3 separate regions of the Homo sapiens genome follow, and all the other regions are linked to region 1. Evidence: chromatin loops called from intact Hi-C (ENCODE). Cell type or tissue: dorsolateral prefrontal cortex. All regions are shown on one strand. Each heading gives the region's core, and the rest is flanking DNA. Links, peaks and the distances in the headings are about the cores only. Region 1 overlaps SYNJ2 (synaptojanin 2). Region 2 overlaps SYNJ2 (synaptojanin 2). Region 3 overlaps ZDHHC14 (zDHHC palmitoyltransferase 14).

Region 1 (9,685 bases), core at 3,048-8,047:
ACAAAATCCAATTGCACCTAACCTGACATGTCACGCTTGACCCTTTAGTGGCCATCGTCTTGTGGAATTTCATCTTTGGTGTCTTCCCTCCTCACAATGTCTAAATAGCACCATGGCCTGACTCTCAAGAATGCTGCCTCGCAAGTAACTGACCTTTTTCCTTTCCCAGATGTTTAGAAGAGTTAGCAGATGGTGAATCTCTCTTTTCTCTTTGCATACAGTGATGGTGAAGTCTTAGGCTTTCATCAGTAGAATCTTTTCGTCACCAGTCGGAAGGTGTGGCTTCTAGGGCCATGTAACTGTGAGGTTGGGAGCCAAGCCTGTCTTCGGTGTTTTGTTTTTGTTTTTTGTTTTGTTTTGTTGTTGTTTGTTTTTTTGAGACAAGTTTCACTCTTGTCACCCAGGCTAGAGTGTAGTGACGCAATCTCGGCTCACTGCAACCTCCATCTCCAAGGTTCAAGCAGTTATCCTGCCTCAGCCTCTCGAGTAGCTGGGATTACAGGCGCCCACCACCACGCCCAGCTAATTTTTGTATTTTTAGTAGAGATGGGGTTTTGCCATGTTGGCCAGGCTGGTCTCGAACTCCTGACCTCAGGGGATCCCTCTGCCACAGCCTCCCAAAGTGCTGGGATTACAGGCATGCGCCACCGCGCCTGGCCCTGCCTTCAGTGTTGATATTGACCAAGAACAGCTCATCCCTGCCTCTCCCCAAACCAACTCTATTAATCTGCTTTAAGTAGTCACAAAATAATTCATGTGCTATTTAGGAATAAAATAATTCCAAATGTTGACACCTCACCTTTTATCTTGTAAGATACACTATTGAATGGCCCCAGAACTTAGGATCTGAAGAATAAATGATTCTTGTCCAGTCATCGTTGACTCGGGCCTTGGTTTTTTTGTTTGTTTGTTTTTTGTTTTGCTTCCTTGGACTCAGGAACTTGTGGTTCAGGTTTTTGCCTGTTGGTGAGTGACCTGTGGTCTAGCTGACATGCAGTGGCCCATGTGTACATTCATGCCCCACAGCTGCCTGGGTAGTACCCAGAGCCCCATCCCTTCCTGTGCACACGCCATCTGTGCCCTCCTTTCTGCCTCCAAGGGCAGGTGGCAGAGTCCACCATTCAGAGCCACTGGGGCTCTCTGTGTCGGTGGTAGCCTGGGTTGCTGCTTGTGGTGCCTCCAGAAGCCATTCAGGATGCCCTCCGGAGCAGGCCCATCAACGCGGAGAGTGCTTAGCACAGCCGTGGCTCAAGAGCCGTCCCTCCAGTCCCCACGAAAGTGACTCCTCTTCTTTTCCCTGCAGGAAGGTGTGCATGTTTTTAGCAAGCTGGCTGGTATTTTGCAGGGGATTTTTTTGGGGTAGACACTAGCAGGCTCCCCAGCAGTCCCACTAGAGATACACCAGGTTCCAGAGAAGGAAAGGAGTGCTGTGGTTACTATTGCCAAGCAGATCAGACAGAGGGACGGGGATTGTTTTATTTAAAAAAAAAAAAAAAAAAAGCTTTAAGTCAGGGAAACTAGAGGTTCCAGGTTGCCCATTGTGGTCAACAGAGAAGGAAGTGGACAGCCTGCCTGGCCTCTCGCTGACAGAGGCCATGTCCTCCTAGCTGGACCCTGGGGAGGTGGGCCTCTCACTTTCTGCAGCAGCTGGAGCCATGACTGGGCTTGGTGGCTCAGGAGCCTGGGTGTCAGAGGTCGTGACTGGACAGATTCAGTCAATGGCTACAAGGTTATATTAAATTCTGACCTCCCCTGTTCAAAGGGAACAGAATGGACGGAGGGCCCCTCTGGGCTCACTGCTGCATTTAAGCCAGGCATTTCTGAAGCAGATTCCACTGGGGCAGTTCCCAGCAGCAATGGTAGCCACCTGGAGTTGGACTCAGGCAGTGGACAGCATGACTCGGGAGAGGGCACTGGGGAGCCCCATGAACTCGTAATGCGGGACTTGGCGGTTCTGACTTCTGTCATCTCTTGCCTTGCTCCCCAGATGACAGCAGCCCAGCTGACATATTTGCTGTGGGGTTTGAAGAGATGGTGGAATTGAGCGCAGGGAATATTGTCAATGCCAGGTAAGGGGCCAGGTGTGCGGGGCCAGGCAGGGACTTCCTGAGTCAGGTGCCTGGCTGGGAGCAGAGCCTCTGAGGCTCTCCGGGAGCCAGCCTGCTTCTGAGCCAGCTAAGCTGTGGCCCTGGCTGTGTGGGGATCTCTCACCTGGCTCCTTCTCTATGCTCACACATGCACCACCCCGTTCTTTCCCTGCCACTTAGGAAGTAAAAGGAAGGGCTGATGATTGCTGTGTTTTCTTTGCAGTGCTCTGGCCTCGGCCACTTGTTGAGGCTAATTTATGCTGCCAGAGGGAGCTGGCATGTGTGGACCTGGGGTGCAGGGGAAGGGCGGGGCTGGGACTGGGAGAGTAGTTGACTCATGTTTCCTGGGGAGAGGTGAGAAAGTGTGAGTGCCGGGAAGAGGTACTTTCTTCCTGCACACCAGGGCAAAGGAAAAAATCAAAACCACTGGATTTTTATTTGATATGAAGTCAACTGGGCGCTCCCCCCACCCCCTGCTGAACTGGCCTGGCTTTATTTTAAGGAACTTTCTGAACAAATAAATAAGACTGACTCTGTGGGGCTGCTATGAGAAGGTCCTGGGTTGGGTTTCAGGGGTCAAGGGAGGGCTGCTGTGATGTGTGAGGCATAGCCAAAAACACGCAGATCCTCCAGTAGAAGAAGGAAAGCATGACACTAATATTGGGGTGCGGGCAGCGTGAAATCAGTTCTGCAAACAGAATAGGCTTGGGCTGGAGCATTTGGTAGGTGGGAGATAGATGTACTTCCAGCTACCTGTAAACAGCATCCTTTCCTTTTCTCTTCCAGTACTACCAACAAGAAGATGTGGGGTGAACAGCTTCAGAAAGCCATCTCACGCTCTCATAGATACATTCTGTTGACTTCGGCACAGCTGGTGGGCGTCTGTCTTTATATCTTTGTACGTCCATACCATGTCCCGTTCATCAGGTAAGAACATTCTGTTTACACACATCTGGGGAACAAGGGGTTGTTAGTCTTTGTGTTTTGTTCTTTGACTTCCCCCTCCTCCCCCATCCCCTTCTGTAACAGGAATCGGGACTTACCATTATTTTAGATAAATGTAGCAAAACCCCCTAGGAAAAACTGGGCTGAATAGAATATTGTCTAGCGATTAAAAAGCCACCATGGGAAATGTCTAACTCAGGAAGCTGAACTCTTAGAAAGGGTGTTACATGATTGTCATCGCCCAAGCTCAATTCCGTGCAAGGAAAAGGGTTCCTTGTTGGAATCTTATAGACAGGAAACCTCTGACCAAGAGCTGAGTAACTCACTGGGAAATGCCAACTCTTTTGTCCCTTTTTAAAAGAATTCTAAGTAGAACGTGTGGGCCTCTACAACTGTGACCTCATTGTCATTTCTCCAAGGTGCATGCTTTGTGAGCATCAGAAAGGGGGCGAGCTTAGGGGCGGCATTCCTCTTGGGGTGTGGGTGTGGGTGTTTGGATGCTGGAGGAACTCATCTTTTCCCCAGCTTGTGGTTGGCCTCATCTTACCACCTGGGCCTACCCATGGCTTTTGAATTTCCACCAGCCTTTCGGCGAGCTGGCAGCAGGCGTTGAACTGACCTCCCCACTGAGCCCCTGGGTCCCGGGAAGGGCCTGTGCCTGCCAAGAGCACCACGGGTACACCCCTGCAGCACCTGGAGACTAAGACTATGCTGCCCATAATCCTCTTCTCTGACTTTCAGAAGATGTTTAGGTCCCTGTCCCTCTGCTTGTGTTATTTGGGCAGCTTGGCAGTGTCCTAGGTTAGCAGGTGAAGGTTAGTAAAGGTTAAAGGCAAGGGCGGGGTGAGGGTGAGAGGTAAAGCATTTGAGAAAGGGCTCAGAGCTGAGGAGAGCCAGGTTTCCCAGGCTCGGTGTCCTCGGCTTCACGTGCCTTTAGCCCTGAGCTGCTTCCGCCTACACCCCTTCCATCAGTCATCCCCCCAACCTTGTCTGCCAGCGAGCAGATGCACCAGCAGGCCTCAGTCTGTGGCATGGCTGTGGAAATGTTAACAAATGTGCTTGCAGCCCATGTTTCTATGGACTCGTATGCGTCATAAGTGGGCATTTGAATGCAAGCAGGCTCTGGCATTGCATAAAAGTCCTTTTGAGACCATCTACCCAGCCCAGCATAAACAGCTGCCCGTTTCCTAGCTCTTAAAGTGCATTGATTGCTGGGCACGGTGTCTCACGCCTGTAATCCCAGCACTTTGGGAGGCCAAGGCAGGCAGATCACTTGAGGTGAGGAGTTTGAGACCAGCCTGGCCAACATGGTGAAACCCTGCCTCTACTAAAAATACAAAAATTAGCCGGGCGTGATGGTGGGTACCTGTAATCCCAGCTACTCAGGAGGCTGAGGCAGGAGAATTGCTTGAACCTGGGAGGCCACAGTTGCAGTGAGCTGAGATCACGCTGCTGCACTCCAGCCAGGGTGACAGAGCGAGACTCTGTCTCAAAATAACAATAATAATTTAAAAATGTGTTGATTGCCCAGATGACACCTCCCATGCATGGCGTGATGGCTGCACAGGAGTGGGGTGGGCTGGTGGGTGGTGATGTTTGCGCCGCTCCTGGTGGCAGTGAGAACCTGGGCGGATGCAGGCATTGCCCTGTCTTCGGCTTCATGGGGTGCTCAAGTGAGCACTTCCCAGTTGGGGTGTGGGGGAGATGTCCAGGCAGCGGTGGGCAGCAGGAGGGAGGCGGCCTCCTGACCAGGAGTCGATGACGGCCACGGTGGCCACTGTGTTGAGCTGATGATTTTGGAGCACTCAGAGCAGCAGGTCCCGAGCTGCTGCTGGGCCCTTCTCTGTGGCAAAGCAGGGTCACACTTCTCCTTCAGGAGCCGACGGCATGCGCGTATCCTTCTGTTCCAGGGACGTAGCCATCGACACAGTGAAGACGGGCATGGGGGGCAAGGCGGGGAACAAGGGCGCCGTCGGCATCCGCTTCCAGTTCCACAGCACCAGCTTCTGCTTCATATGTAGTCACCTGACGGCCGGGCAGTCCCAGGTGAAGGAGCGGAATGAAGACTACAAGGAGATCACCCAGAAACTCTGCTTCCCAATGGTGAGCGGCGCCGTGGGGACAGCCAGCACCTCCCTGCTCAGCTCAGTCCCAAATGTGACTGTTGATAGGAGCCAGGCACTGGGGACACAACCACAGGGAGGGCCCCTTCCTGGAGGGCTCAGCGCTGGGGGAGGGGGAGAGGGCTATGTCCCTCCATGGAATTGACCTGGGGCAGGGTTAGCCACGTGCCTGGAGGGGGCCAGCTTTGCAGCATTTCCCGTTGCTGTACAATTCCTGAGTGTCTGCATGGCCACTGGATTTGTATGTGTGCATTTTCTGATTTTCTAATTCAAGTGATGGTTTAGGGAAGAAAACCATGTCCGTGGTCTGTCCTGTCCAAGTGGTGAAGAGCATTTGAATCCACACAGCCTAAGACTCCACCTTCCTGAGATTCACAGTCTTCACATGTACTTTCTGTGGTGGCTCAGATAAGCACACCCTTTTGACCAATGGACCCTTTTTGACTGGGAACACGGTTCTTGACCAAGGAGCCCAGATCCTGCCTGTCCTCGAAGCTGCAATAGCGAACCGCACACTGCCCTCTCGTGGCGGTCCGGAGGGTTTCATTCTGAAACTGGAGGATTTTCTTTTCAAATCTAGACGTTAATGTTCTCCTTCCTGTGCAAAGATGCTACCCGGGCACAGCTTCAGCGTGTGGTGCACACGAGGCCACCTCTTTCCCGAAGTGAGGATAGACTTCAGCTGTTCTTGCTGCAAAATCTTCCACTGTCTGAGAGGTGGTGGGTTGGGTCACAGAGCTCTTCCCTGTGAGAACAGATCCTTAAAACTGACGTCCCATTTTACTGGGCTGCACGAGCACTCAAGGCAAAATTTCCTTAGTTTTCATTAAGAAGTGCCATAATTCCTGTTGGTGTTGTTTATTTCTTATGTTAAAAAAGAAACAAACGAGTTGGGAAATTTTCAATTGTGTGTAATGCAGTTTAAAAAAAAAAAAAAAGTCTAACCCTTCTCACTTAAAAATAGCTACTTTGGGGCCAGGCACAGTGGCTCACACCTGTAATCCCAGCACTTTGGGAGGCCGAGGCGGGCAGATCACCTGAGGTCAGGAGTTCGAGACCAGCCTGGCCAACGTGGTGAAACCCCACCTCTACTGAAAATACAAAAAAAATTAGCCAGGCGTGGTGGCGTGCACCTGTAATCCCAGCTACTCAGGAGGCTGAGACAGGAGAATCGCAACCCAGGAGGCAGAGGTTGCAGTGAGCTGAGATCGCACCACTACACTCCAGCCTCGGCAACAGAGCGAGACTCTGTCTAAAAAAAAAAAAAAAAAAGTGCTACTTTGACATAGTAAACTTGGGATACATAATAAGTAATTAAAGGATTTATAATGTAGTTCTTTTCTACCATAAAAATATTGAGGGACCTATTAACATTCTACACTTCTTTTTTGTTTTTGTTTTTTGAGACAGTCTCACTCTGCCACCCAGGCTGGAGTGCAGTGACATGATCTTGGCTCACTGCAAACTCCACCTCCCAGGTTCAAGCAATTCTCCTGGCTCAGCCTCCTGAGTAATTGGGATTACAGGCGTGCACCACCAGGCCCAACTAGTTTTTGTATTTTTAGTAGAGATGGGGTTTCGCCATGTTGGCCCAGCTGGTCTCGAACTCCTGACATCAAGTGATCCGCCTGCCTCAGCCTCCCAAAGTGCTGGGATTACAGGTGTGAGCCATGGTGCCTGGCCAACATTCTACACTGGTATTGTCTGATACCGTAGTCACTGGCCATAAGTAGCTATTTAAATTCAAATTAATTAAAATTAAATAACATTTAAAATTCCTTGCTTTCCCTGGCCACAGTGAGAATGATCAGTATCCATGTGGCCAGTGGCTCCTGCATCAGATGGCACAGAGAACATTTCGGTGCTGCAGAAAGTTCTGTCTGACAGTGTTATCTAGACGCTCATTTTATTTGGTTGGGACCTGTTTAATCTTCTGTCCAGATTATTGTCATGGGGGGAGTGGAAATGCCTCATATTATAGGAGAAGAGAAGCTGATTTTGGAGCTAGGCAGATGGGAGCTGAAATCCCATCTGTATCATGCACTAGCTGTGTAACCTTCAGCAAGTGCCTTTGTTTCTGAACTTTGTTTTTTTTTTTTTAATCTAAGAGAGAGCTGGTGGTATCTGCTTTGTGCACCTGGAACAGAGCCCAGCCCTTGCGGACAGTTGATCCACAGCAGCTGCTGTCATTGTCTTCCCCATTCCTGGGGAAGAGACAGGGAAGGCAAGGACCCCAGGAGCTCTCCGGGGCTGAGCTGGGGCCGTGGGCTCCTAGGACTGGGCAGGATGGGAAGGAGGAGCTAGAGAGAGATGGAGAAGGGTCACCTGAAAAAGCTCAGGAAGTTACATGAAGGTGCACATCCTGAGCATTTCTGCTGCTCTTTTGAAACCTCATTCTCCTAACGCTGAATGCTGGGTGCTGCTTCCTAGGAGTAGACACTCCAAAGTAAGGGTGCATCTGATCTTCAGGACGGGGATCCATGGAGGAAATGCTGGCCATGTTGCTCTCCTCCGTTTAGGGTAGGAGCTTTCTTCAAACCACTCAGAAACACTATTATTTAAAATTAAAAAGTAAGCCATGTAAAAATTCCTCCATAGTTTTATGGGATGAGTGAAAAACAAGATGCTCTAGTAGAAAACTTTCTTTTTTCTAAGTAGCATTTTGAGAAAAATACTCCTGCTTGCCCCAGTGAGCTTGTTTTTCTCCTCTCTCCCACCTTCCTTGCAAGATGGGCTGAATGATTATGATTTTCTTTTCAACTTAGGGGAGAAATGTTTTTTCTCATGATTATGTATTTTGGTGTGGCGATTTCAACTACCGCATTGATCTTACTTATGAAGAAGTCTTCTATTTTGTTAAACGCCAAGACTGGAAGAAACTTCTGGAATTTGATCAACTACAGCTACAGAAATCAAGTGGAAAAGTAAGTTGTGCTTTAAAAACATTTTTTAGCAGCTGCTCCAAGATGGAATGACATCTGTGAGATGTAGAGGCTGGTGCAGCAAATTCAGTTCCGTGAGTGGATTTCACTGTTTCCAACATTGTAGAAAATAGGTGGGCTTGTGAGGTTACAGTACAGGAGTGGCTGTTCATACACACTTCCTGTCCTTTTTTTTTTTTTTTTTTTTTTCCTGAGGCAGAGTCTTGTTCAGTCACCCAGGTTGGAGTGCAGTGGCACTATCTTGGCTCACTGCAACCTCCACCTTCCTGGGTTCAAGCAATTCTTGTGCCTCAGCCTCCCGAGTAGCTGCGATTACAGGCGTGTGCCGCCACACCTGGCTAATTTTTGTATTTTTAGTAGAGACGGGTTTTCACCATGTTGGCCAGGCTGGTCTCGAACTCCTGGCCTCAGGTGATCTGTGCGCCTCAGCCTCCCAAAGTGCTGGGATTACAGGCATGAGCCACCATGCCCGGTCAACCTTCTCCTCCTTCTAATACTGTTATTTTAGTGCCTGTTTGCTTCCTAGCAGGATGAGCTGAGATGAGGGGAGTACATTTAAATTCCATTTAGCTGTGGAGAAAGAAGCTGGTTAAATGTGTGAGGGCCAGGTGCGGTGGCTCTTGCCTGTAATCCCAACACTTTGGGAGGCCGAGGCGTGCGGATCACCTGAGGTCAGGAGTTCAAGACCAGCCTGGCCAACTTGGTGAAACCCCATCTCTACTAAAAATCCAAAAATTACCTGGGTATGGTGGCAGGCGCCTGTAATCCCAGCTACTCAGGAGACTGAGGCAGGAGAATCGCTTGAACCTGGGAGGCGGAAGTTGCAGTGAGCCGAGATCGCACCACTGCACTCCAGCTTGGGCAACGAGCAAAACTCCGTCTCAAAAAAAAAAAAAGTGTGAGGACAGGGCAGATAAGGTCTCTCCTGAAGCAAGATTTGGACGTTCTTCGAGGTTTACTGTGTCTTCCCACTTGAGCCCCTTCCAGTGTGTGGAGTGCTAAAGGGTTGCCACATGGACGAGTGACCATACCAACCTCCTAAAGCAGGTTTTCCTGTCTTCCTACTACCAACATTCTCACATCCTCTCAGTGATGCCCAAGAGAATGAGGGTGTGTTTGTCCCTTGGTCTTCCCATGGAAGCAAGGCCAATCCAAAGTTAAACAAAGAAAAGAAGGATGTGCATGGGGGCTCACGACTGTAAGGCGGGAGGATTGCCTAAGCCCAGGAGTTTGAGACCAGCCTGGGAAACATAGGGAGACTTTGTCTCTACAAAAACTAAAATTAGCCAGGCATGATGGTGCGTGCCTGTAGTCCCAGCTACTTGGGAGGCTGAGGCAGGAGGATCACATGAGCCCCAGAGGTTGAAGCTGTAGGGAGCCGTGATTGCACCACTGTATTCCAGCCTGAGCAAAAGAGCGAGACCCCAGGGGGAGAGAGAGAGGAGAGCTGACTTTCACTCTGCGCTTCTATGTACTTAGCTCATTTAGTCAACAAACATAGATGAAGGCCTCGGGGTTGTGGGCCAGACATGGCACCAGGCATGGGACTGTAAAGATGAGCACCCCTGACCCGTGCCTCGGACCCTGC
Region 2 (9,685 bases), core at 2,279-7,278, 55 kb before region 1:
ATTCTGTAACTCTCCACCCTGCTGCCAGCAGAGTCTGCTTAGTCCTCAAGACGAGGGGCTTCTGCTGCTCTCAGAGGTTGATGATTTCATTGATTATCTTTAAGTTACTCTGCACTCTCCCTTCCCCAGAGAAAACCCAGTCAAATTCAAGTGAGCATTGGGGAAAATATTCATTCATTAAACTGGTTCTTAACCTTTTTGGGGGCACCGACCTCTTGAGATTCTGTTGAAAATGGGATTTTAGCCCCCATAAAAATACATATCAAAAATTTGCATAAATTTTGGCCAGGCACAGTGGCTCATGCCTGTAATCTCAGCACTTTGGAAGGCCGAGACGGGCAGATCACTTGAGGTCGGGAGTTCAAGACCAGCCTGGCAACATGGCGAAATGCCGTCCCTACTAAAACTACAAAAAATAGCTGGGTATGGTGGCGCATGCCTGTAATCCCAGCTGCTTGAGTGGCTGAGGTGGAAGAATAGCTTGAACCCAGGAGGTGGAGGTTACAGTGAGCTGAGATTGCACCATTGTACTCCAGCCTGGGCAACACAGCGAGACTGTCAAAAAAAAAATTGCATACAATTTTGAGAACAATTTTGTATACAGATTCCCCCAGGAGCTACCCCTTGAAGCTCCAATGGCTGCCAGGGGCTTCCTCTGTCACCCCAGGTGAAGAGCCCTTGTACAGATTAATTCACATTAAGGCTGATGAATGGCTGTTTTCCTAGTAAGTCTCCTCGCTGTTTGCCAGGTCCTTAAACCATGTTCAGTGGATCCTCATTATTTGTGGATTCCATATTTGTAAATTCATCTGCTCTCTAAAATTTGTTTGTCACCCCAAGATCAGAACTCATAGACACCAGCAGAGTGGCAAAAATGTGTTACCCGATGAGCCTTTTCCCAGCTGAAAAGGATGCTCTGCCATCTTGTTTCAGCCTCTTGGTGTAAACGAGTGTGGTTTTCATGATTTGTTTAGTGCCATGTTTTCCATGTTTTGTGCTTTTTCTTCGTGGTTTCACTGTTTGAAAGTGCTGTCTAGTGTTTCCAAGTGCAAGAAGGCAGTGATGTGCCTTATGGGGAAAATATGTGTGTTTGATAAACTGTATTCAGGTTTGTGTTCTAGTGCCACTGGTTGAGTGTTAACGAATCAACACTGTACAGATGATTCCTGACTTACGATGGTTCCTTCCAGTATGATTTTTCAACTTAACAACGGTGTGAAAGTGATATGCATTCAGTAGAAACCATCTTTCAAATACCCATGGGACCATTCTGTTTTTCACTTTCTGTTCAATAGTCTATACATTTCATAAGATATTCAACACTCTTTCAGAAAGTAGGCTTTGTATTTCATGATTTCGCCCAGCTGTAGGCTAACATGTGTTCTGGATAGGTGGAAGGCAAGCTGAGACATACCTCTATGGTGTTTGGTAGGTTAGGTGTATTGAATGCATTGTCAACTTAGGATATTTTCAACCTATCCTGGGTTTATCAGGACATGACCCCATTGTAAGTTGAGGACCATCTGTTTATTCAGTAAGGTGTCTTTTAAATAGAAAAACACATAAAACAAGGTTAGTATTGATTGATTGACAAAAATGTTGCAACCTGAGGCTTTCAGGAACCTAACTCTGCATTTCCTTTAGGAGTGCTGCTTGCTTCAGTATCTGCTGGTAACTCTATGGAACATAGCTACTGTGAATAATGGGAATTGGGTGTATTTTCAAGTTGTTGGCCTCTCCAGCTACGCTGGTAATCAGTCCTGCTCTTTAAATCACATCTTACCATCAGTCCTGCCTAGAGAAATGGAGGAAGGGAGGTCTCTGGTCTTACGGTCTGTCCCGACTCTCTGCCCCACCAGCTATGTCCCGAGAACCAGCCTGGACAGAGCCATCTGATTGGTGGGTGGTAGCAGGTCATGTTGTGAGGCCCTGGTGCCTGCCTTCTGTCCTCCTGTGCTCGCTAGAGGAGCATGAGGCAGGAGCAGCCAGTCCATGCTGGTTCCTGAGCGAGGCAGCTCTAGGGCTGCCAGCACCCACTCCTGGGGGGCTGAGGGTAGGAAGAGCTTCAGAGGGGAGGATGGGACTGTCTGACTATATTTCCAATCCCAGTTGGGACTTGTGGTCTGATGAGGACAAGTGCCTTTGAGGGGGATGGGGATGGTTGAGAGGAACCAGGAAATCAAATGTGTCCTGGAAAACATGGCATGGTGGATCTTTTGAGTTGGGGTGTTGGGATGTGTGTCAGCTAAAACAAGGTTCACCTGCTTCAAATGTTCATCCAAGCTTTCTACACTTGCCTCTCTGAGTCAACATCTTTAGAGACAGCAGGAAGTGATGAAAGTCAGTTCACAGTCCATCTGCTCTGAGGGCTTGGTATGAGGGGCTGATGTTTTCTGTCATTTTCTCCTTTCTAACATTTCACTTTGGGATCTTAGTTCCTGGTTGAAATTCCTTAACTGTGGGAGTCGAGGCAGCCTAAGAATCCTTTTCGGCTGCTTAAGACAATGAGGTAGAGAGGGAACCAGCTGCCCCTTTTCTTACCTCCATGATGATGTAGAAATGGTTCCATCCAGCCCAAGGGTTCTTCTGGGGCCCAAAGCTCCTTAAGGGCTCTGTGCATAGGATTTGAGGATTAGTTTTCTTGGGTGGGGAGAAAAGTCCATCTTTATTTGTATAAATCCTACCTGAAATGCAGCATTTCCTCTAATTAGGAAGGCAGGCAACAAAACCAGTATGTTAGCTATGTCTGTGACTCTGTCACCAATGTGGGTTAGCCGTATCTCTGACCCTGTCACCAATTGCAATTACAGATGTCTCCACATCACATTAGTGTTGTTTCAGATATCTTGAAGTAGCATTTGTTCCCATTACTAGTTTTAAATTAAGGTGGTTAATAGACCCCACTGGATTTTGCGATTTAATATGCTGATAAGGCACATATATTGCTATACTATAACATTTTTTAAAAATTTTGATAACTAGATTTCAATAAGATTGGTATTTGTGATCATATTTATTTTCTTGATTTTTATAACAGCTTTATTGAGATATAATTTCTGTACCATACAACTCATTAAAGTGTACAACTCCATGTTTCTAAAATATATTTTCAGGATTGTACAACCATCACCACCACCATCACCATAATCTAATTTTAGAATATTTTTGTCCCCCTTAAAAGAAGCTTCGTACTCATTAGCAATTATCTACATTCCCCCTTTCCCCACTCTCAGCCCCTGGCAACCACAACATCTACTTTCTGTCTCTAGAAATGTGCCTGTTCTGGACGTTTCATAGAAATGGAATCTTGTTTTTGAGACAGAGTCTCACTCTGTCACCCAGGCTGGAGTGCAGTGGCGTAATTTCGGCTCACTGCAACCTCCACCTCCTGGGTTCAAGCCATCCCCCTGCCTCAGCCTCCCGAGTAGCTGGGATTACAGGCGTGTGCCACCACGCCCAGCTAATTTTTGTATTTTTAGTAGAGATAGGGTTCCGCCACGTTGCCCAGGCTGGTCTCGAACTTCTGACCTCAGGTGATCCGCCTGCCTTCGCCTCCCAAAGTGCTGGGGTTACAGGTTACAAAGTAAGCCACTGTGCCCGGCCAAAATGGAATCTTTCTGAGGTCTTTTGTGACTGGCTTTTTTCATGTAGCATAATGTTTTCAAGGTTCATCTATCTTTGTATTTTGTTCTGTGCACTTAAAACATTATTCTGAGAAGGGGTCTAAAGGCCTGCCCCGTCGTCACCAGAAGGGCCTGTGGCATCATTGGAGAGGTTAGGGCTCTCCCTAACCATTAGGGCTCCCTGCGCCTAATGGTTCTTCCCTCTGTCAGTTTTGCATTAAAACTAGTACATGCCTTGGCTTGAGCATGGACAATCACTGCCAAAGACCCGGCAGGCAAGGCACGCAGCTTTCCTTGGGATGGGTTGGACCCAGGCCCTGGGCACTCAGAGGTACTCAGGCACCTCTGCCCAGTCTCCCCAAGTTACCACCTCCACAGGTGCCTTGGAGTGAGTGGGCATCTCCAGGATGTAGCCTCTAGTGGATGATACCCGTGGACAGGGACAGCAAGGTAGAGTAATAGGGCCAGGCCCCAGGTGCCTGCCCCCAGCTGGACGCCAGAACCCCAGGACCCCAGCTCCTCCAGCCCCCAGGAAGCTGTCAGCACTTCCAGAGAGCAAGCTGTTGGTGGGAAGGTCTGAATCCTTGCAGCTCTGTGATTCGCGAATCATAAAACCTCCACACTTGGTGTTTGTGGGCCGAGCTATTGTCTTTGTGTTTTCTTTTTGGAGTGGGTGGGAAGCCAGCTTGGCAAGCCGGGTGTGAATGAACAGGAATGAGCAGGAGACGCTCGCTGATGCCTTCTGTGATGTGTTTCTTCCCCAGCTCCAGAAGAAAAGGAAGTCATTAAAGGACAGTATGGCAAGCTCACGGACGCGTACGGCTGCCTGGGGGAGCTGAGGCTGAAATCTGGTGAGTAGCCGCTCGCTGGAGGAGCAGGCGCCAGGCTCCCCGGTGGGCAGGAGCCTCTGTGTCGGAAGGGGCCTCAGTGCAGGCATTCTGTTTGACCGCTCTTCTCTCTCTCTTCTTTTTTTTTTTTTTTTTTTTTTCTCCGAGATAGAGTTTTGCTCTTGTTGCCCAGGCTGCAGTGCAATGGCGCGATCTCGGCTCACCACAACCTCTGCCTCCTGGGTTCAAGCAATTCTCCTGCCTCAGCCTCCTGAATAGCTGGGACTACAGGCATGCGCCACCATGCCCAACTAATTTTTTGTATTTTTAGTAGAGACGGGGTTTTTCCATGTTGGTCAGGCTGGTCTGAAACTCCGACCTCAGGTGGTCCACCTGCCTCAGCCTCCCAAAGTGCTGGGATTACAGCCATGAGCCGCCGTGCCTGGCCGACCTCTCTTCTCTTTTAAGATGTTTCTTTATGCCTCGGGACCTGCTCCTCCTGCAGGAACCTGCAGGTGGGGAGGTCAAGGTGAGTGTTGCCTGGTTGTCACCTGCCTGTGCTGGGGAGCAGGGTGGGGTTCCCGGCACCCCCACCCTGTGCCAGAGAAGCTCGTCTTCATTGCTTGCCGGCGAGGGCCTAAGTGTTTCGAAAGTCTGGTCTGGGGCTTCTGCCCAGGGCATTGTCCGCAGTACTCTAGAAGATGTGCCAAGGCGGGTGGGTGAAGACAGGGACCAGGGCAGATGCCCGGGGGCACAGGGGTGGGCTGGGAGTTGTCAGCAGGAGAAAAAAGCCACCGATGTGTGACTGTCAGTCAGTGTGGGGTGGGAGGGAGAGGAAGGGACAGTGTGATCTGACTTGCGAAGGGAGAGAACTTCCAGGAAGACGTGGGCATCTCTGCTCACTCTGAGAGACTCGGGGGTGAGCCGGTGGTGGCCGGCTGTCGTGGGTGGTCACAGCCAAACTCAGCTGTTCCTGGAGCTCAGGAGCCCTGGGGCTTTAGGTTCTACCACCTGTTTCCTTCCTTCTCTCTCAGGGGCCCCCTTGCCATCTGTGACCTGGCTGTGGACATCTCTTGTGACTTCTGGGGCCGAGACAAGAGCCCAGTCGCATTCCTGATTCTCAGTCCCACCTGGCTGAGATGGGAATGGCTGTATGGGTTGTCTGAATTCGGGCTTTCCCTGAGCCAAGCGCACACCTCCCTTCCCTGCTCACAGCAGCTGTTTTCAGAGACTGAGGATGTTTAAAGCTGCCAGAAAAGCACGGTTACGTTGGCCATTCCTTTTCTGGGTGTTTTCTGTCATGGAATGTTTTTCCCTGAACTGTGACGATTACAGTGATCATTTCCAAATAGCATTTAGGAAAAATACACAGTACCCACATGACAAAGTGCATTTATGAAATGTCTGTTTCGTGCCAAGAGCTAGCCGTACATTCACTTATTTAATCCTAAAAATAGGCTACCGTGATAATGCATCTTTGTCCCCGTTTACAGTAACGGGAACAGGCTCAGAAGCTTCAAGTAACTTGCCTTAGGTCAGAAACTTAGTTGGGGTTTGAAGCGCCTCCAAACGCTTGCTTTTTCTGTGGAAATGTGCGGGCTGCCGAGGGTTTTCTGCAGGACTTTCCGCTCTGCAGCGATCTTCCTGAAGTTGCAGGAAATCCCTGTGGCCCTTGCCTTCCATGGTGATGACCGTGAGGATGGTGGCCTGCACCTGCATGGGACTCACTTAGGAACTTGTTAACACGGCTCCCGAGGCCACCTGTGCTGTTGTCACCCTGCCTTGCAGGTGTGGCAGGGATGCCGCGTTCCATCCATGCTGATGCCCTTTTTTCCACATGGTAGTATCTGGGCCCCCAGGATGCCTCACAGTCTTGGCTTCCTTCAGTTATAGTTGGCAGCTGCTTTTGGTCCTTACATGAATGACTCATTTTGCATCCGACAGGGACTGGGATTCGACGAATTACAGTAACCGGCTCAAGGTCACGCCATTCTCAAGTGGTGCCCTGGGTTTTAAACTCATGCCTTGCGGCACCAGGGACTGCCTTCAACCACCAGGCTGTTCTCCTTTCTGAAAGGGACAGGTGGCTGGGCTCACAAGGGGGACAGGAAGTGCAGTACCTTCCCCCATCCCAGGGGAAAAGTGTTTTTTCCCAGGGCTGTGATCTAAGATCAGCTGTGGGAAATTGGTCCTAACCAGGAAGGGTGGCAGCCCCAAAGATGTCTTATTAGAGCGAGCCAGGGTGTCTGCGGGGGTCAGCAGGGTCTAATGGGGCAGGGAGTGCTCAGAGAGGAGACCACCTCCCAGGGCTGCCCTAGGCGAGGCCTCCTCCCTGCCTTCAGCCAGTCCCCGCCACCCCACACCCCACAGAAGGGAATGAGGCTTCTTGTGGACCATGCGAGACCAGCCCTGCTCCGAGGCTTTGGGTGCCCCCAACCCCTGCCCACCTGTGAGAGTCACCCCCCGGAGTGGGTTGGAGTTTCTCTGAGTGTGGTGTGTATGAGTTTGACTTTGGCGATGTCAGGATAATTTGGTCTGTTTTCAACACATTCTGGAAAGCACCCTGAGCATCTGAAGGATGGAAGGATTGGGCTTTAAATCAAGTTTTTTCAGTCCCCATTGGTTATCTTAAGGGGCGTTTGACTTTAACTTGATTTTCTTTTTCCCCTGTAAGTCCCTGACCCAGAACTGTGATCTATTTTCTTTTGTGTTTTCAGCTGTTGAGCATGTTGGGCAGCACGGAGTGTAGCTACAACTGTGTGACCCCACCTGTGTGACTGACTCCACCTGTGTGACTCCAGTCGTGTGACCAACTACAACTGTGTAACTGACTCCAATTGTGTGACTAACTCCACCTGTGTGACTCTGCGTGACTCCAACTGTGACTCCATCTGTATGACTCCAATTGTGTGACCCCCACCTGTGTGACTCTGACTGTGTGACCCCCACCTGCGTGACTCTGACTGTGTGACCCCCACCTGCGTGACTCTGACTGTGTGACCCCCACCTGCGTGACTCCGACTGTGTGACCCCCACCTGTGTGACTCCAACTGTGGACTGACTCTAACTATGTGACTGACTCCAACTGTGTGACTAACTCCACCTGTATGACTCCAACTATATGATTGACTTCAACCGTGTGACCCCACCTGTGTGACTCCAATTGTATGACTGACTCTAACTGTGTGACTCCAACTGTGACTCCATCTGTATGACTGACCTCAACTGTGTGACCCCACCTGTGTGACTCCAACTGTGTACTGACTCTGTGTGACTGACTCCACCTGTATGACTCCAACTATATGACTGACTTCAACCGTGTGACCCCACCTGTGTGACTCCAGTTGTGTGACTGATTTCACTGCGTGGCTAACTCCACTGTTGCCTGACTCCAGCTGCGTGACTTCAGCTGTGTGACTCCATGTATGTGACCCTAGCTGTGTGACTCCAACTTTCAGTTGCCACGAAGACAACCAGCTGAGTCAGGAGTGGGCCTCCCTTTCAATGTTTTTAGCTAAGCATCTCTGCGCAAAGAAAGAGGCTTCCCCACAGGCTCTTAATTTGGGACAAGTTTTCCCTTAGTTTGGGAAAAATTTCAATCTACCTAAATTAGCCTTTTACATTAGAAATCGAGAAATATGCACAAAAATTCATAAAAGCCTTTTTCCAGGTTCCAAGGTTTTTGTAGAAAGCCCAAAGTTCCCCTTTCCTTCCTGAAATGCCAGCAGGAAGGGGTTGGAGCTCCCGTGATTAGCCAGGGAGTCAGGCTTCCTGAAGTTTACACAATACAAAGCATATTAAGTGAGAATGTAGCAGAAAAAAGAACTTATCCCAATGATTATAGCAATTTAAATTCTCTTGAACCCAAGCTCTCAAGGCCTACCTGTTTTATAGCCTCAAGGGACTCTACTCCTATCCCAGACTATAATGAATTGTGTCTCCTGGAGTTGTGCAGTACGCAACCTGTGAAGCTGTACACGACAGCCCTATAAATTCTCTAGCAGACAGCCCTCCTAGATTCTAGTTCCCACTTCACAGCTGAACTGCATTTAATCTCTGTAGGACTGTTTTCCTGTCTGTAAACCTGGGAAAACTGCCTCATCTCTATGTTGCCTAGTTCTCAGGAGGTCCACATGGGCCATGCACATGGTAGCCATGAAGAGTGTGGAGTGCTCCTCCAACACCAGGCGGGCTGGCCACAGGCAGTTTCTTAGAGTGTGGCCTGGGGACGCTGCCACCACTGAGAAGCTCTGCTGTCTCTCCTCTGTCCCTGGGAGGGCTGGAGGGAGGAGGGTGCTGAGTGAGAGGGACCTGGCCTGCAGAGGGCTGAGGACGAGGTGTGAGCTGGAAGGCCAGGCTGTGTGGCCTCGGGGTGTGGACTCCTGGTGGGGGGCTCCTCTGCACAGGCTAGCAGAGGGCTGGTTTCATGGGCAGTCACTTCAGAAGGAGGATTCCCTGGAGGGGAGTTTGAACCCTTAGTCTTTTGGGATGCAGTGTTCTCTAGCAAGTCTTGAAGCGAACTGGCCTTTGTCGGTCTTAGATTAATTTAATTCCTGTGCCCAGTGGTGGGATATTACCAAGAGAGTTGACACCCAGCTCCCTGAGGGGGAAGCTCTGAGATGATGCAGCATTTGCCAGTTTCCAAGGTGTAAATTCACGGGCCAGGGCTGATTTCAGGTTCCCAGCGTGGAGCTGAGGAAGGATCTGCACCAGGGGTGCTCACTGCGGGTGTTCACTGCTGTGGCCGCCGCTGCCTACACCTCCCTCATGTTCTGCAGAAGGGAGGCGGGAGAAGGCCCTGAGACCATGCCGCATGGGCACACAGTGCTTAGGGTTCTGAACCTGCGGGTGGCGGGGGAGGCTCAAGGGTCATCTGGCCGAAGCTTCCCCCTTCACAGGTGGGAAAGCCTAGACATCTTTAGTCCTTTGTTTGGAGCTTTAAGTCTGAGGGTGTCTGTGTGAGCAGAGGGACAGATAGGATGGCTGGAGGGACCCCAGGGTTGGGATTGGCACAGACCAGGCTGGGAAGGTGAACTCAGAGCTGAGACAACACAAGGAAATGCCAGCCCAGAGCCTTGTGGGAGGCCTGGGGTGGTCCCGGTAAACGGGGCCTTGGGTCTGCAAGCCACGTATCATGACTCCAACAGCCAGCTTTCCTGGCCTGATAACAAATTGCCTAGGACCTGCCACTGGCTCTTGCCTCCCTCCACCTCACTCTGGCAGCTCCCTCTGACC
Region 3 (9,685 bases), core at 2,176-7,175, 400 kb before region 1:
AGAGATAAATGCTTTATAATTTTACGTCTAGATAAGCACCCTGATATTGCAGGTCAAAAAATTAGATAAATATTGATAGAAAGCTGGCATCAAAGTACCTAATGAGGTCTTATTTATTATCTCAAAAATGGGAAAATTCAGTGTTAGTGTATCCTCTCTCACAAGTGGGGGATGGGGGTGGTTATTCAGTGCCTATGAAATTTTCTCTCTACTATAAATTCTCAAGGAAGAAAATGTTAGGGAAGCAACAATGTGACATCTAAAGCAATAATGTGATGGGTGTGACCACAGGTGTCTCTTGCCATCTGAACTCCTATGAAATTTCAAGGACCCATACTGGAAGTATGTGCAGATAACCCAGAGCCAGCTGAGGACCACATTTTCATTATTGCTGCTTCCCTCATTATTGGCTTTTATTATGAGCTAACATTGAAGTTCTATCTAGAACAATGTATATGCATGACATACTCACGACATCCAGTTATGATCCACTTTTTAGTGTACACACTTCATTTGATTGTCAAATAATTTAACTTTTGTATAGCATTGGTGTCATCATTTATGCTTATATCTGGCACTTGTTGCTACAAAGGTCCTTTGGGATCGCATGCTAAATGCAAAGATAGTAACATGGTACATAATTGCTACAATTTTGTTTTTAGAAAATCATTTACTGTATTTACTTAACCTAACATTTTAAATACCCCAATCCAGTATCAAAACAAGATTAAACCAGCAGTTGCATGATTTATTAAGCTAGTATTGCAGAAGAACTCTCCATGTAATCTGAAAAATCAAATGTAGTAGGAAAAAAAATAACTTAGGCAAACGTAAATGATAATGTTAAATAAAAGAATACAAAAAAGCTCTCCTTCCAACCTGCACCTGCATTTTAGGTGGACTTTAGAAGACTGTGGTGTTTCTGTAACTGTTAATAAGCATTCATAAGACCCCAGAACAGAGCTTCACAGCCAAGCAGAAATACATGATGCGTAACTCTAATGCTTTTGACAGAATTGGAGCAAAAGAAATAAATAATTTCACTCATTCTTAATTTGTACACAGACCATCTAGAAAGCTCCTAGTTTTGCTTTTAGTAGCATCTGTACACTCGGTTTTTTCAGACAAGACGTCAGCTAGGGTAAAATAAAATGTATTCCTACATGAGCAATTTTATTTGAGAATCTGCAGAAACAGGAATGATCTCTATGGCATTTTTAAATTGTAACATTAAGTGCTAATGTGTATGACTTCCAGACATCTGAAGCCATAAACTTCTTTGCAAGTTACATGCCGACACTTCATTTGGGCAGTAAATCAGCTGTCACAGTGACTTACTGCAATGACAGCAAAAGCTCCAGCACTCCAGACAGTGGGATTTTTATGCTGCCAGCAGAAAGGTCTTTTCATAGACACTCTTACAAGAAATCAAAATTCTATTCTATTAGTATCCAGCATTCGGCCAATTTTTGACCTTAAAAATTGGTAATGTCATATGATTCAACCTAATATTTGATACATATGAACTTTTAAAAGGTTGTTTTGGAATAAAAACATGAGTATCTCAGTTTTCTGTTCAGAGTAGATGGACTATCACTGTCAGATATCTAAGTGGTCAGCTGTTTTTCCTTAGGATTATATAACTGGTTAGATCAATTCAAACATAACCAACGGCTTCTTGGTGTTAGCCGGGATGTATGCACAGCCACCAAATTGTAAGAGAGAAAAAGCGAGCGGTGATGTCTCCCTCTACTGGTGGAAGGTAAAAGGGTCCTCAAATGAAAAGCCAGGAAGGCTGGGTAGCGGAGGGAAAAGGGTTCAAAGTAAAAAAGAGAGAGGTAGAAAGGAAGAAACAAAGAAGAAAAAGAGAAGACGGAAAAAGGAGAAGTGGGAGAGAAATCAATGGGGAAGAAGGATAGAGGGGAAGAGAGTTGGTGAGTCCAGAGAGCAAGAAAGTTAAGTAGAAAAGTCAACAAGAAATGGGCAAATAAGAATTAGAAGCAAAGGTTTAAAAAAAAAAAAAGGGAAGTGTAAGAATATTTGTCATGGCCATCTCCACAGTAACCCTGAAAATACTGGCCATTTTCCCCCATGACTTTCTCAAATGAGAATCACAGCCATGAAGGTTTATGAACCCATCGCCCTTGGAATTCTGGCAGAGTGGAAAATTAGGAAAAGCTCTTTTAAAAAAATCAGGTATCCCTGAGTCATTTGATATCTAAGTTTTTTCTAAGAAGCATATGTTCAAAACAGGCGACGTTTTGAGAGCGTTTAATGAGAATTGTAAATTCCAGTCAGTAGAGTCATTGCACTACCCTTGGTTGGAATCTGACAAAACTCTGCTCTGTCCACGCCAGTGCTCTCTTCTGAGCCAACAGGAGATTTAGATGGGTGACACCCTGCAGAACAGAGCCTGGTCCCCGTGTGCCCCAACTGAGATTTGCCTTCTAAATGGAAATCAGTTTGAATGTGGCAAAGTGTTTTCAAAGCTGTGAACTACACGCAGGACTTAGATACTTAGGTGCCTGATGCCAGTGCCCCTGCCCCCTGCTGTCATCCCAGCAGGAAAGCTGGGGAGGGCACAGAGAGTAGGTTCATTATTACTACAAAAGCAGTCCCTCTATCAGGGGAAACACCCATAGCTAGACTTAGATAGACAGTCATCTTTTAAGATGTTTAAACAAATCTGTGTAGAAGAGGTGCTTATCATCAGATAAGTCAGGGTTCCAAAGAGTCATTTGGAAAACATTTCTGAGTGACTTCTATATAGATTTTTTAAATTAAATGGCTTACGGGCTAGGCACGGTGGCTCAGACCTGTAATCCCAGCACTTTGGGAGGCCGAGGAAGGCAGATCACTTGAGGTCAGGAGTTTGAGACCAGCCTGGCCAACACAGTAAAACCCCCATCTCCACTAAAAAAAAAAAAAAAAAAAATACAAAAATTAGCCAGGCATGGTGGTGCGTGCCTGTAGTCCCAGCTACTCAGGAGGCTGAGGTAGGAGAATTGTTTGAACCCAGGAGGCAGAGGCTGCAGTGAGCCAAGATCGTGCCACTGCACTCCAGCCTGGGTGACAGAGTGAGACTCCATCTCAAAAAAAACAAAACAAAACAAAAATTAAATGGCTTAGGCTAAACTTCTTCTTTCACAAATATTATTTCACACCTTCTTCAAGTCCTTAAGCTTCACCCTTGACAAACTCAAGAGCATTTCCAACAAGGTCCTGGCCAGTGAGGCCCACACAGTGTTTGCTACAGTTCTTAACAAGTCGTAGGTACAGCATGGCAAAGCACCAGTAGGTATGTGCTGGAGTGGGCCAGGTTTGGAGTGGTCTGAACCATGCCATGGGAGACCTCCTTTAAGAAAAAACAAACAATATGCAGAGAACGAGGCCTTGGAAAGAGGCTGTGTAAGTAAAGGAGCCTGAAGCATCATTAGCTTCCCAGTAAAGCCACCTCTAGGGCTGTTATCTTTAAGTTAGCAAAGGGATGTTTGCAAATGGAAGTCTCCGAAGGTGCACCCAACTCTGCATCAACCCCAACAGGGAACACAGTCTCTCAGGAGCTTAACCGACCACTGCCGACAGCCACCTTATCCGAGAAGGTTCTCGTGGGTGTGCAGGAGCTCTTTGCAGGCTTAGGTGGCAGAGAGGTGATCAGGGGAGAGGAAAAGGGCCAGCAGCTGATGGAGTAGTGCAAAGTAGAAGAATGCACAAGAGAGGGGTGGTGGGGGGGGAAGACAGAGAGTGGAGGAGAGCCCACCTCTCCCCAGAGAGGAAAGTTGAAAGAAACAGAGGGTTGAGGCGAGCCCACCTCTTCCCACAGGGAAGGTGAAAGAGACAGAGAGGGTTGGAAGGAGAGGAGCCCGCCTCTGCCCTCAGGCTCCTACTGTGTGACCTTGACTGTCTCCTCCAGCTCCACCCTCGAACATATTTTTCTGTGAGTCTGTGAGAGTCAGTCAGAAGTACTTGGGCTGAACCCTAAAACAGAATTTGCCAATTAGTCTTCAGTAGAGAAGGCTTTCTTCAGGTCAACAGAGACAAGCAAATCTAATTTGCCATTTCCTTGTTCCTTAGAGCCAGGGGGTATTGTGTGGACAGAAAGCATTAGGATGAGTGAGGGCTCCAGAGGGGAAGCTTGAAAACAAGATGCCTTGGTCCAGCAAGGGCGCTGGCTTGCCAGCTGAGCTCTCTGAAGCGGCAGCTCCGCCCTGGGCTCATTCCCAGGCCCGGCCTGCTGGAGGCTGTGCGGAGTTACAGGAAATGGGAGTGCCGCTGCGGCTCAGCTGCCTCTGTCAGTAAGAATACGAAACGGTGATGTTCATAAAACATTCTTTGCAAAGCACAGTCCGTCCAAACCCTGGTATAGTTTCCAGAAGACGAATGTTTAATCAATGAGGCTGCTCTGCCTCTGCCTCTGCCCTGTCAAGACTGAGCCCATGTCCTGAGCAGAGCTGACAGCATGGGAGAGCGCCCGCAGCCTACACAGGCCACAGCTGTCTGCAGCCTGCTCAGTAGCCCCCACCGGAAGGGACCTGCACCCTGAGCTGAAATTCCCTGCAAGAGCAGAGAAAGCTACTCTGTTGCCCACCTGACAGCTTGGAGAAGCACCGCCGTGGCACAAATGATTGTGGTGATGAGTGGAAAGGATTGTTAACGCTTCACAGTCAGCCCCTTCCAAGTACTTTTTATTTATTTATTTATTTAGAGACAAGGTCTTGCTCTGTCGCCCAGGCTGGAGTACAGTGGCGTGATCTCAGCTCACTGGAACCTCTGCCTTCTGGGCTCAAATGATTCTCCTACCTCAGCCTCCTGAGAAGCTGGGATTACATTTGTGTGCCACCATGCCCAGCTAATTTTTGTATTTTTTGTAGAGATGAGGTTTTGCCATGTTGCCCAAGCTGGTCTCGAACTCCTGAGCTCAGGTGATCCTGCCTGCCTTAGCCCCCCAAAGTGCTGGGATTATAGGCATGAGCCACTGTGCCCGGCCGCCTTCCAAGTAGTTTCTAATGGCCTTTCCTTTCCTCCAAATAACCCTACTCCCCTCCCCTCCCCCGCACTTTGGCACCTTTCTTTCCCAAGCCTTCCCCAGCTTCTCAGTGTTTTGCAATTGCACTGTCCAGGCTAAAGCCACAGAAAAGCAAGGATCTTCGTGAGACTTGCTTGCCCTCTTCATAGCTCCACTATGAACTTTACTCTTGCCTAGGACCTAATCTTTGAGCATCTAAAGCCTGCAGATTCTTGAAGACTGCAGCCCCTCAACCTTCTCTTCTAGGCTGGAGGGTGGCTCAGGGTGGCCTACTACTTGTGATTTTAGAAAGAAACCCATGAGGCTGGGAAGGAAGTGTGCACTGCATGAAATAAGTGCCTTAGGATCAGCAGCTTTGGGTGAACTTCCTCCCTCCCCTCAAGGCTGCGTTGTGCATGTTGGCTCTGCACCGCTCTGTGGCTGCAGGGGTATGAGCAATGGCAGCTCTGTGCGAGTCTCTTATCAGGAAGAGGTCGGAGCACCTAAATCACAAAGCCATTGGTGAGTGGTTCTTCAGTAACTCTAGCCTTCTGATAAAGAGGAGGAGATAATAAGCCAAATAACATTTATTAAGCATCTGCTGTGTCCAATGTGGAATAGTGGAAAGAGGTCTACCCCAGCTCCAAATCCTAGATCCATCCCTTACTTTCATCTGTAAGGTCTTGATCGAGCTGTCCAACCCATCTGTGCCCCAGGGTCTTCATTTGTGAAGAGGGGAACAGGCTCATTCTAAGAACTCCTGCAGAAGTGAAGTGGAGCAGCCACTTTATAGCTTGAGCACAGAGTCCCGATTTGCTCACCTAATATCCATGTCTGTTCCTCCTTCCCATCAAAACACTGCTCCTGAATCTCACTGAGAAGGTACCGCACAGGCTCAAGTTGAAGATTTATAAGTCCTGTTAAGTCTCTTCTAGCTGTTCTGAAACTTGCCCATAGTTCAAGGAGAGGGTTTGCGGAGCTATCAGGGGTGCCTGTCGCATAGCCTGGAAATGTGCTTACACTATCTTCTTTGCCCAGTGAGCGAAGGGAAACAGAGGACACGAGGCAGATATCATGTGACTTAAGAACGCGTGGAAGAATAGGAAACGTCTTCTCAAACGTGGGCATTCTCAGACCACAGAGGCTTCGGGAATGGCTCTTGAAGCTGTTGGAAATTTAGCAGTGGGGAATTCTAGGCTTTTACCAAACAGTCTTTTCTTTTTTTGGTGGTAAAATAGACATGGCATAATATTTGCCACTTTAACCATTTGTAAGTATAAGTTCAGTAGTATTAAGTCCGTTGATGTTGTTCTGCAACCACCACTACCACCCATCTCCAGGGCTTCTTCATCTTCCATGGCTGGAACTCTGCATGCCTTAAACACCAGCTCCCTCTTCCTCCCGCCCCAGCAGCCACCATTCTTCCTTCTCTCTAAGAACATGACCCTCCAGGGACCTTGTTTGAGTGGAATCACACAGTTATTCGTCTTTTTGTGACTGGCTTGTTTCACTTAGCATGCTTTCCTCAAGGTCCACCCATCTCGTGGATGTGTCCGAATGCACTTCCTTTTTAAGGCTGAATCAGTAACACTGTGTGTCTACACCGCACCTTGTCCCTGCTGTCATCCATCAGTGGACACTTGAGTCACTTTTGACTTTTGACTTACTATCAATAACATTGCTATGAACATGGGTGTACAACTCCTGTATTTTTAAAACAATGTGGTTTAAAAAATGGTTTTCAGCATACAAGAAACAGCCACCCACTGCTGTAGATGGCCTGTGACTCTGTCCAAGAGATTTTTTTAATTATGTCCTTTAAATTGGGAACCAAGACCACTGGCTTCATAACCAGTGGCTGCATGTTATGACTGGGCACCCGTGGTGACTTCATTTGAGCAGAGGCAATTGCAGCACCAGGCGCTGGGTGTCTCTCCCAATGCACCTGGACCACTGTAGGCGCTCCCTGCCTGGCTGACTGAGGTGTCACTAACGGTTTCTCTCTTCTCGCACCCCACCCTCCCCGCCCGTGCCCTGTCCCCATCCCTGTCCCTCCCCACCTCTGCCCCCTCCTCTCCACCTTCTCTTTGCTGGCGCCTCCCGCTCTCCAGTGCGACCAAGACCAGTGCATTCAGAGCACCAAATTCGTTTTGCAGGCTGCAGCCACGCCCCTGCTGCAGAGCGAGCCCAGCCTCACCAGCGACGAGCTGCACCTGCCCGGGAAGCCTGGCCTGGGCACGCCCTGCGCCAGCCTCACACTGGGCCCGCCCACACCGCCCGCCTCCATGCCCAACCTCGCCGAGGCCACGCTCGCGGACGTGATGCCCCGGAAAGATGAGCACATGGGCCACCAGTTCCTGACGCCCGATGAGGCGCCCTCGCCCCCCAGGCTACTGGCGGCGGGCAGCCCCCTGGCGCACAGCCGCACCATGCACGTGCTGGGCCTGGCCAGCCAGGACTCCCTGCATGAGGACTCTGTGCGCGGCCTGGTGAAGCTCAGCTCCGTGTGACCCACATGGCCCCAGGCCGGGGGACACCAGAGGCTCCTCCATGGGCAGCAGGAGTGAGCGGAGGGGTGTGTCCCACAGCGACTTTCCCAGCCAATGCCACGGTGGAGATGACAGCCCCAGGTCTGGGGTACAGAGACCACTTAGGATGGCACAGGGTGGCTGGCCCCGGATGCTGAGAGCTTGGTTTCATTTGAATTTTCTTCCCCAACCTGAGTGCTTTGACAACAATGGAAATAGAGAAGTGGCTGCTTTCTTTTGGTGACCCTCCAGGGGTGGAATCGGAGTGTGTCTGCCCGCCCTTGTGACAGACACACGGAAGGCTTCTGACGCTTGTGGCCAGACTGCAATTGCACTTATGTGTTATGCTACTAATATTTGAAACAGACCTGCCATTCCATTTGTTAATTAAAAAAAAAAAAAATCCTAAAGGGAAAAAACCGACCAGGTGTGGATCTGCATGCCACGCTGCCGTCTGTGTTACAGTGGTGTTGCTATTTCCAAGGAAGTGCTGCTTTCTTTTTCTTTTTTTAATTTTGTGAATTTTCAAGTGCTGTTTTGTTGGAAGACAGTGCAACGAACTGAGACTAATGGACAGTGTCATCACTCAGCTTACTGGGCTGAGGCGTCTGTGGAGAGGTGGCACCGGGGCTGCAGAGGGCGGCTGGGGTTCCGTCGTGTCGGGTGTCACTTCACCTTCTGTTTGGCCGCTCGATGAGGTCTCGTGTTGAGATATTGTGTGCCACAACCCCCACAGTCTTCACCTCCGTGTGTGATGAAACTTCCCGTGGACAGCCAATAAAATGACGTCCTCTGTTATTTTGGATCTGCGTACGGTTATCCTTAATAGCATAAATGAAAACAAAGTCATCCAGATGGGGAGAGTTTTTCTTGAAATGTCCCTAGCGAGGAATGGTCCCCAGACAACCAAAAGTCAAATCTTTGAACTGGGAGATATTTATAGAATAATTTCTTAGATAAGAGGCAAGTTTTCCATCATTTATTTTCTTTAATTATCTCTTTTTGACACCATCTTAGTGGAATTTGCTCTACGTTTGCAGTTTGCCGTGCAACAGTTGATCGGAAGTAGGGAGAGGGGAGGGGACGCTCAGGGAGAAGGTTCTGTCGGGCGTCTTCTGGGCTTCCTTCTGTGTTAACGTGTCACTCAATCCCAGAAGTGCAACTTGAGGTCCTAGTAAAGGTATCAGAAAATGAGGAGGAGAAATCGGCTTACAGTCTAAGCTGAGATCATGTAGGTCATCATCCTTCCTAGACACTGATCAGAATGAAATTAAGAAAATGACCACTTTGTTCACTTTCATTGGTCACCTAGAAGGGAACGAACTGGCTCTGGACTTAGGGAGTGTGTCACTATGGGGGCAGCCACAGGGGACACAGCAACTCCTCTCCTGGCTTCTTTCCAGACCATAAATCTAACAGCTAAAGCTACTCAAGTTCAAAGCCATGGCCTTGCTCCTTATAACCATATGAAAGACAAGACACATTGACCAATGATACAAGTAACCCAAGTGATTTGCATTTATGGAAAAAGGCTATTACTCCTGAGAAAGAGTTGCCATTTTATATAAAAGAAAAGAAGATAGGAAAAAGAAAAGCACACAAGTTTTATTTGGAATGAAGGCAATTCACAGGTCACAAAATAATTCATGCTGAAAGGGCCTGCAGAGTTCTTGCACTGTGATGTCTTCGAGCCATCTTTATTGTCATGCTGCATGCACGTATAGAAAATGGAATAGGTCCATTCTATGTAGCCATTTTTGATTTTCTGAACCACCTAACTACTTGTACCCACCTGCAATGTGTAATTCATGGGGCAGTGCCCTCCTTACACAACCGCACACGCTCACAGGCACCAACTCACAGGGATTCTCCTTGTCCACGCTACCTGTGAGCCCAAAGTGACAGCCCCACAAAGGAGCTTCCACAACTTCCCAAACCGTCTCTGCTCCTTGCTTTCTTCCACCTGCTCCCCAGAGGCCCCAGGAAGGAGTTGGCCCTGATGAGAACGGTGCTCCATGGGTGACCGCGAATCCGGCTTAGCCCTCACTCCGGTCCCACGTGTGGCCCAGTCCATTCTCAGCTCATTCCCCTGGAAAGCAAGATCATGGTCTTCAGAGGCCTCCCGCTTCTAACATTTCCTAACTCAGTGGTT

What was found. Peaks named below come from ENCODE experiments on the same cell type or tissue, not always from the same donor. Only the 100,000 strongest peaks of a DNase experiment are listed, where the experiment ranks them.
Region 2: it touches region 1 in a loop (3.0-fold over the local background); 26 of 110 quality-filtered maps call a loop at or near these places.
Region 3: it touches region 1 in a loop (2.4-fold over the local background); 4 of 110 quality-filtered maps call a loop at or near these places.

The regions. Positions count from the first base shown.
Region 1 is chr6:158,066,660-158,076,344 of GRCh38, forward strand. It overlaps SYNJ2 (synaptojanin 2), which reads left to right. Exons shown (of 27, transcript NM_003898.4): 13 at 1,988-2,069; 14 at 2,874-3,014; 15 at 4,943-5,135; 16 at 7,921-8,079. Among named protein-coding and RNA genes, the nearest start is that of SYNJ2-IT1, 70 kb to the left of the region's middle. RefSeq lists enhancers at 2,323-3,522, 4,506-5,069, 5,070-5,631. In dorsolateral prefrontal cortex, for the core only: CTCF peaks have their summits at 5,685 (motif pointing left) and 5,886; a DNase peak (open chromatin) is centred at 5,672; H3K27ac peaks cover 4,260 bases.
Region 2 is chr6:158,012,817-158,022,501 of GRCh38, forward strand. It overlaps SYNJ2 (synaptojanin 2), which reads left to right. Exons shown (of 27, transcript NM_003898.4): 2 at 4,388-4,474. Among named protein-coding and RNA genes, the nearest start is that of SYNJ2-IT1, 17 kb to the left of the region's middle. In dorsolateral prefrontal cortex, for the core only: no CTCF peak of the experiment used is centred there; a DNase peak (open chromatin) is centred at 4,381; H3K4me3 peaks cover 3,490 bases; H3K27ac peaks cover 5,000 bases.
Region 3 is chr6:157,665,608-157,675,292 of GRCh38, forward strand. ZDHHC14 (zDHHC palmitoyltransferase 14) reads left to right here. Exons shown (of 9, transcript NM_024630.3): 9 at 7,117-9,685. The coding sequence ends at 7,515. Among named protein-coding and RNA genes, the nearest start is that of MIR3692, 140 kb to the left of the region's middle. RefSeq lists enhancers at 3,760-4,367, 4,368-4,973. In dorsolateral prefrontal cortex, for the core only: a CTCF peak has its summit at 4,243; DNase peaks (open chromatin) are centred at 4,224 and 4,480; H3K4me3 peaks cover 576 bases; H3K27ac peaks cover 1,176 bases.